Linked DNA regions of Homo sapiens: region 1 is linked to region 2. A link is a contact called in ENCODE Hi-C or POLR2A ChIA-PET data. All regions are on one chromosome and are shown on one strand. Each heading gives the region's core, a stretch centred on a gene start or an enhancer-like site at or near the end of the contact. The rest is flanking DNA. Distances are from core to core; before and after follow the strand shown. Region 1 overlaps PSORS1C1 (psoriasis susceptibility 1 candidate 1). Region 2 overlaps FLOT1 (flotillin 1).

Evidence for each region. A loop is a pair of places that touch in the nucleus more often than their neighbours do. ChIA-PET counts read pairs that join two places held with the same protein, here RNA polymerase II (POLR2A).
Region 1: a map of mammary epithelial cell shows a loop between it and region 2 (4-fold over the local background). The contact joins two enhancer-like sites. A Hi-C loop is called at or near these places in 1 of 168 maps with a recorded cell type or tissue (mammary epithelial cell). POLR2A ChIA-PET finds 5 or more read pairs at or near these places in 3 of 52 experiments (MCF 10A, PC-9 and naive thymus-derived CD4-positive, alpha-beta T cell).

Annotation. Positions count from the first base shown.
Region 1 is chr6:31,122,774-31,126,605 of GRCh38, forward strand. PSORS1C1 (psoriasis susceptibility 1 candidate 1) reads left to right here. Exons shown (of 6, transcript NM_014068.3): 2 at 2,903-3,066. Among named protein-coding and RNA genes, the nearest start is that of CDSN, 4.2 kb to the left of the region's middle. RefSeq lists enhancers at 2,618-3,218, 3,219-3,819, 3,820-3,832. Within about 2 kb of position 2,583, at least 11 of the 41 ENCODE cell types and tissues checked have a DNase peak (open chromatin) inside an H3K27ac peak, as active enhancers do.
Region 2 is chr6:30,728,393-30,732,397 of GRCh38, forward strand. It overlaps FLOT1 (flotillin 1), which reads right to left. Exons shown (of 13, transcript NM_005803.4): 9 at 2,527-2,708; 10 at 2,290-2,335; 11 at 2,036-2,173; 12 at 1,630-1,794. Among named protein-coding and RNA genes, the nearest start is that of TUBB, 10 kb to the left of the region's middle. RefSeq lists an enhancer at 1,950-2,574. Within about 2 kb of position 2,604, at least 16 of the 41 ENCODE cell types and tissues checked have a DNase peak (open chromatin) inside an H3K27ac peak, as active enhancers do.

The DNA.
Region 1 (3,832 bases), core at 1,333-3,832, 390 kb after region 2:
CGTCTCAAAAAATAAAGTGATGCTGCTCTTTCCGAACATCATTTCCTCCTGTGGGCCTCCCTAGACTCTCAGGCTTGGCTCCCTGGAGGACCTGGGCAAGGAGGGAGGGGGCACTGGGGTAATGAGGGGAGTGGCAGAGGGCAGGGAGGAGTGGACTAGAAGGTGCTGGGCCGTCCCAGGGTGTGAGGGGAGAAGGCAGCGGAACAGTGGAATCTGTGGCTTCTTCTTTTCCAACACAAACTTCCCCTGACCAGCCAGAGGTAGCAAAGTTTGTCTTGTTTTCTTTGTCACATTCCTCCTGGCTGCCGTCAGAACTTGGCCAAGACAGCCAGGCTGGAGGAGGCACAGTCTCTCCTGGCCTCCTGCCAGGTCTCCAGCCGCCCACGTGGACTGGCGGTGCAGCCACGTCCCTCCTCCTGGCTACTCTCTCCTGTCCACTCCTGTCCACCCCATCCTGCCACCCTGGGCTGCCCAGTTCCTCTACTGTCCTGCCCACCTGTGGGCCCTTGAGCTCTAATCCGCCGTGCTTTTGGTTTTTTACTGAAACCCTGCCTTCTGTGCTAGATTTTACTCTGGTGCTCACCATTAATCTTTCTCTCAGTGCAGGTGGTGGAGACCTAAAGCTAATGGGGCTTAGGAGGGAAGAAAAGGGCATCAGCTGAGTGCCCACACAGGCCAGGGTCACCTTCAGTGAAGCTGCCAGTTTGGTGACGTCCACAGTAGTGCAGGCAGCTCTGCTGTGTTCTACAGCAACAGATTCTGGCCCTGCCCCTGCCCGTGCCCGTGCATTGGACCGGGTGAGAAAGTGTGGGTGGCGTAGACACTCTACACCCGAGAAAATCAAGCTCAAAGCACATGCCTTCCATAGGCAAAAGGTGGGGCTCCCAGCCATGTATCATGAAGCAGGCAGGTCACTGTCCCCTCTGGTCCCCTCCACCCCTCCAGCAGCCCTGTGCTGCTGTGTTTGCTGTGCCAGCCTTGGCCCCCAGTGCACGCTCCTCTGCTGTGTTTTGGAAGTTGCACTGAGAAAGAAGAGAAATTGTTCCTTGCCCTGAGGAGCTGCCATCCAGCTGGGGACACACAGCGTAAGACAGCAGCCTAGAGTGGAGAAGCGGGTAGGCACTTGGCTTCAGGGAGGTGGCAGGACTTTCCCCGGGCCTTGAGGAATGATGAGAGAAGCACAGAGCAGGCAGCCAGACGTGGGGCCTTGTGGTGCTTCAGGTGTATTTAGAACCAGCGGATGGCGTGGGTTGGTGTGGGACATGCATGTGGAGGACAGTGGTGTGGGAGAAGGGACAGGCTGCTTGGATCAGGATTGTAGATGACCTACAACACCAGGTTAAAAGAATTTGGATTCTATAGGAATTGCAGTAAATGTGAGAGGGTGCAGGGAACCAAACGGCTTTGAATGATCACAAAGGGGGCTGAAGCATGGCGTGCTATAGTCCCAGCTACCCAGGAGGTGGAGGTGGGAGGAATCCGAGGCCAGCTGGGGCAAGTTGAGGGACTCCATAAAGAGGAGGCTTGGGGCACGAGATCCACCATGTACTGACTGCCTGCTGCAGGCGGACACGGTGCCTGGGTATTTAACATGAGTTGTCTTGTTCAATCTTCACAACAGCCCTACAGGGTAAGTGCTTTTTCCCCCTGTTTCACAGATGAGAAAACTAAGTTGAAATTATTTGTCCAAACCAGCTGCTAACAAGCAAAAATGTTTGAAAAAGATTCAAACCCAGGCCTGTTGGACTTCCAGGCCCACATAGATCCTATTACTCTGCAGCTGACACCATGCTATAAATGAATGGCAGAGGTTCATGGACAGGCTTAAGAGGCTCCCTAAACCCTGTAAGGATGTGTGCAAAATTCCTTATGTATATGAATATTTCTAGAGAGAAGATTTCTGCTGTCAAAGCTGGCCAGGTATGGTGGCTCACGCCTGTAATCCCAGCACTCTGGGAGGCCAAGGCAGGTGGATCACTTGAGCTCAGGAATTTGAAACCAGCCTGGCCAACATGGCAAAACCATCTCTACTAAAAATACAAAAATTAGCCGGGTGCGGGGGCAGGCACCTGTAATCCCAGCTACTCAGGAGGCTGAGGCAGGAGAATCATTTGAACCGGCGAGGCGGAGGCTGCAGTGAGCCGATTTCATGCCACTGCACTCCAGCCTGGGTGACAGAGTGAGACTCCGTCTCAAAAAAAAAAAGTGAAGAATTCTTAAGTGAAGGTTACTGGCTCATGAGGTCCCTCCTCCACAGCTTTCCTCCTCTGGGGGCCTGAGAGTCAGGACAGAAGTTCTAGCACAAGTGTTTCACATAGGGGTCCTTGGTAGACCAGGGCTTAGGCTTGGAAGAAGGAAAATGGAGTGAGCACGAGGAAGAGAAAAAGCCTGGAAAAGCAGCTTATTTTGTGCTGAGGAGAGAAGGAAAGGGGCCACCCAGAGCTGCTCTGGGGCTCCAGGGCCTGTGGGCTCCTCCCCTCCTTTGTTCCTCTCTGCTTGGCTCCAGCGAGAGGCCGTTTCCTCTCCTCTCTCTTTCTCCATGACACCCACGCTTCCCTGTGGACTCACCTCTGCAGCCACAACAACACCCTCCTCTCCTTGGCGTGGAAGCCAGCGCTCCTGGCCCACTCCCAGTAGGGGATGTCCTCTGAGTTGTTTTTCCTGTGCGGGGAGGGGTGGACTGAGTCATCCACACTCTTCACCTGGTTCCTCTGGTGACCAAGAACATAGAAGGAGAGGGCACATCCCCAATCAGGTGTTCCGAACATCTCTGCGAAGACTGACCCTCCTCAGCCCAGGTGCTCCTATGGGACTGGCTACACTTCTTGACTCAGTTTTAATCTCTCCTTCTCTGCCTTCCTGTTGGGAATACCCCCTCACTTCTGTGGCTTCTTTCCTGTAGTAGACGATCAAGGGTGGAATCTACAGTCCGTGAGCCCTGACTTCTTGCCTTCGTCTCAAATAGACTCTGCAGCCAGCCATCTATGCAGCGCCCCAGTGGCTTTGAAATGCAACAGAAACCATCACCCCCGGACCGTGGGCTCCATGCCAGTGGGCAAAGCACAGGTGCGTTCACTGAGTTCCCAGCACATAGCTGTGGCAGGCACTTGGTGATATTTTGAAATAAAAGAATGGAAGAATGTGTCCAGGCTGTGCTTCCCCTTTCTACCTTACTCAGGGACATGGTGCCCTCCTCTCTGGTTTCCTGCCCTGTGCCCACCCCCCACCCCCTGCAAGCACAGCTCTTATGTGCAAAGCCCCTGTAGGTGCTGGAGGGATTCACTGATGGCCTTGGCGGAGGTGGCAGTGGGCATGTGCACTTGGCTCTGACACAGCCACTCATGCAACACCCTGTGCAATCTCGGCCTGGGCCTGTGTGTCCTGCCCTCATTCCTCACGGGTGACTGTCTCCCCTGAGCCACTCTTCTCTCTATTGGATTAGCTCCTTTTATTTCCCCCTAGGGATGCAACACATTTTTATGAACAAACAGCAGTGTTCACATGGCTGTGATGAGGACGTACTGGGGTTTCCCCTGGACATGGCATTCATCTGATGCCAGTGGTGGGCAGGACCGTGCTGTATACTTTAAAAAAACCCTAGGGGGTTCTGTTAGGTGCCCCCACTGCAGCATAACGAGTTGCCCCTAGCTGAGAAGCCCTGTCCTGGGGCCTGTCCACACCATCCTCTTCCTGAGATTATTCCTGGTGTGGGCGGTGCTCGGCTCTACCTTTCCTTCCTTCTTCCCTGCTTGGCTCCTGGTCCAATGGCTCTCTCCTCTATGGAATGGCCTCCTGGAGCTTGGCTGGGTCAGCCCCCACTTTCCACTCTTCC
Region 2 (4,005 bases), core at 1,354-3,853:
GGCCTCCAGGAGGCTCCAAGGAACCCAGCTTGAAGGTCATTGGTATGATCCAGTGCTTTTATTTACATACGCTTTTTTTTTTTCTTTTTTTTTTTGAGACGGAATCTCACTCTATCACCCAGGCTAGAATGCAGTGGTGCGATCTTGGCTTACTGCAGCCTCCGCCTCCTGAGTTCAAGTGATTCTCCTGCCTCAGCCTCCCGAGTAGCTGGGATTACAGGTATGCGCCACCATACCCAGCTAATTTTTGTATTTTTGGTAGAGATGGGGTATCACCATGTTGGCCAGGGTGATCTCAAACTTCTGACCTCAGCTGATCGTCCACCCTGGCCTCCCAAAGTTCTGGGATTACAAGTGTGAGCCACAGCACCCAGCCCGAATATGCATTTCTTTCTCTTTTTTTTTTTGAGACAGAGTCTTGCTCTGTTGCCTAGGATGGAGTGCAGTGGTGCTATCTCGGCTCACTGCAAGCTCTGCCTCCCAGGTTCACACCATTCTCCTGCCTCAGCCTCCCCAGCAGCTGGGACTACAGGCACACACCGCCACGCCCGGCTGTTTTGTATTTTTAGTAGAGACGGGGTTTCACTGTGTTAGCCAGGATGGTCTCAATCTCCTGACCTCGTGATCCGCCCGCCTCAGCCTCCCAAAGTGCTGGGATTACAGGCATGAGCTACCGCGCCTGGAATTTTTTTTTTTTTTTGAGATAGAGTCTTATTCTGTCACCCAGGCTGGAGTGCAGTGGTGTGATCTCAGCTCACTGCAACCTTCGGCTCCTGGGTTCCAGCAATTCTCCTGCCTCAGCTTCCCGAGTAGCTGAGATTACAGGCATGCACCACCAAGCCTGGCTAATTTTTTTTTGTATTTTTAGTAAAGATGGTGTTTCACCATGTTGGCCAGGCTGGTCTCCAACTCCTAACCTCAGGTGATCTGCCTGCCTCAGCCTCCCAAAGTGCTGGGATTACAGGCGTAAGCCACTGCACCTGGCCCCATTTCTTTAACATACACATAATGCTTACTATATACCAGGCACTATTCTAAACACTGCAAATATTTGCTCGAGCCCCTCAACAATTCAACAGGGTAGTTTCTAATTATTAACCCAATTTTAAGATGAGGAAACAGGTATAGAGAGGTTGATTACTTGTCCAAGATTACAGCTAGCAGGCATTGTAGCTAGGATTCGCAACAAAACAGTGGTTCCAGAGCCTGTTTGCTGACTTCTACCATGATCTACAGGTGAATTAACTGGGGCGCTGAGAAAAGCAGTGATATGCCCTAGAATTAATTAACTGTCAATAGGCTGCAACTAGTTCCCTATACTAGTGGGGTGACCACAAGCACAGGTTGCAGAGACAGTCGACCTGGATTTCACTCCAGCTGCACTAGCAGAATGAGTAGGAACATGCTGGATGTTGAGTTTCTGGACTTTGTAAAATCCTATATACCCTAATGGTAGTTTGATTTAAAACAACTCATTTATGTAGAAGCTTAGCACTGTGTCTGGCACACAGAAAGTGATTAATAAACATCAATGACTCCCAGGCCTGGATGCTGGTTAAATGCTAGGCATACTGTGTCACACAACACAGGAACCTAGCAATTCTCCTCAGCTCCAACCTGAGACCTCACCTGGGAGATGCTCACGCCTGTGAGTCTTTCCACACTCTCTGGCAGGCGAGTTAGAATGTCCAGTACTTCCCCAGTCACTTTGGCTGCCCCCATGGTCCCACTGCCGCTGGACACCAGTGTGATCTTATTGGCTGAAGTCAAGGGACCACTGATCTCCTCTGCCACCTGGCAGGAGAGAGACACCCACTCAGTGCCCATGATCTGACCACATTCCTCATAAAACAACTTACTCTGGGTTTTAAGGTCCTCGTTCCACTGATCATCCTTCCTCACTTTGGTCACTAATAATTCCCACCCCTAATTTAGAGTCCCCCTAGGCTGTTTCTCCCTAAGCCCCTCACTACACCCCACCCCTTAGTCCCTGGTTCTATTTCCTCCTTTCTTGGTGCCCACATGACCTCCAGACCTGGGGCAGCTTCTCTAGCAGCATGTCCAGCTGAGCAGCCTCTTGGTACAGCTGGAAGGCTTCTGCCTTCTTGGCCATCTGCTCAGCCTCGGCTCGGGCTCGGGCCCCTATGGCAAAGGCCTCAGCTTCCCCACGCATCTGAGGGTTAAGGATGCTTGTGAGATTGACGGAAATCATTAAGAACAAGAAATCCCCGATCAAGCAGCAACCCCCACCCTCTCCACAAGCCAGCATGGAACTGCCTCTTAACTCACCCGCACAGACGCGGCTTCTGCCTCCGCCTGCATAATTAGTTGGGACCTGTGGACAGAAGGGAAGTGGAGGGTGGAGCCCAGCAGCCCTTACTCCCAGGAGAAAGGCCCAGTGCTGCAGAGGCAGACGCTCCTGAAACCTGAAATCCATAGGAGTCCAGGTGGTGAAGGCTTCAGCACTCCATCTTGGGGTGCCTAGGTGGCAAGTGAGCTAGGCAGGGTCAGGGAGGGGACATTTACTTCTCTGCCTCGGCTAGGCGCTCCAGCTTGTAGCGCTCCGCTTCCGCTGGCTTCCGCACCCGGGCCTCCAGCTCCTTCTCCCGCCGGGCGATCTCCTGCTCCTGCACTGCCACCTGCTGGGCCCGCTCCACCACCTGCACCTGCACCCGCTGCTCCTCAATCTGCTGCTTAGTCTTGGCCACCTGGGTAGGAGGGTGAAGTCAGGTTCACGCTCTGAGTCAGAGGTGAAGAGCAAGTGCCCGGGAACCAGAGCTCCAGAGTGGGATATAAAAATAGGAGCCGGTGGCCGGGCGCGGTGGCTCACGCCTGTAATCCTAGCGCTTTGGGAGGCCAAGGAGGGTGGATTGCCTGAGTTCAGGAGCTCGAGACCAGCCTGGCCAACATGGTGAAACCCTGTCTCTACTAAAATACAAAAAATTAGCCAGGTGTGGTGGCGAATGCCTGTAGTCCCAGCCACCCGGGAGGCTGAGGCAGGAGAATTGCTTGAACCTGGGAGGCGAAGGTTGCAGTGAGCTGGGATCACGCCACTGCACTCCACCCTGGGCAACAGAGTAAGACTCCATCTCCAAAAAAAAAAAAAAAAAAAAAGGAGCAGGTGCATGAAGGTGGGTTCCCTCCTGTCTGCTTGGCCAGTCCAGTGGAGTCCAGTGTTTCTCTGATGAGCCCCCGTTTAATCTATTTTTCCCACGTGTGCCCCCTTCTAGAGTATAAATACCTTGAGGGCACTGAGCACATGTTGGCTTTCTGCTATCTCCAGTCTTGCTCAAATCCCCCCACTGTTGCTGCGATAACCTTAGTGCTAGCCTAGGCTACTGCAATAGCTGACTTATTTTTTGTGGGGGTGGGGACAGGTGATCTTTTTTGTCTTTTGCACATGGTGCAGATTTAACAGAAAAAAAAGTGAACCACGAGGCTTCTTCCTCATTCTCCAAACCACCTGGGTCCCTTTCCCAGAGAAACCACCAAGACCAGCTTCTTGTGTATCCTTCCAGGGATACTCTGAACATCTACAAGAATGTGTGTATTCATAGAATTCCTCTTATTTAGGCAGATTTCTTTCTTTTTTTTTGAGGCAGTTTCGCTCTATTGCCCAGGCTGGAGTGCAGTGGCACGATCAGCTCAGTGCAACCTTCACCTCCCAGGTTCAAGCTAATCTCTTGCCTCAGCCTCTCAAGTAGCTGGGACTACAGGCATGTGCTACCATGTCTGGCTAATTTTTGTATTTTTTTTAGTAGAGACGGGGTTTCACCATGTTGGCCAGGCTGGTCTCAAACTCCTGATCTCAAGTGATCCATCCGCCTCAGTTTCCCAAAGTGCTGGGATTACAGGCATGAGCCATCGCACCCAGCCTAGATTTCATCTTCTTATTCCTTGCAGTGTGAGGGAATCAGAAGGCTCTTATCAAGATGCTAGTGAGGAGAGGTGCCAGGCAAGGAACACATTTTTTTTTTCTTTTTGAGACATCATCTTACTCTGTCA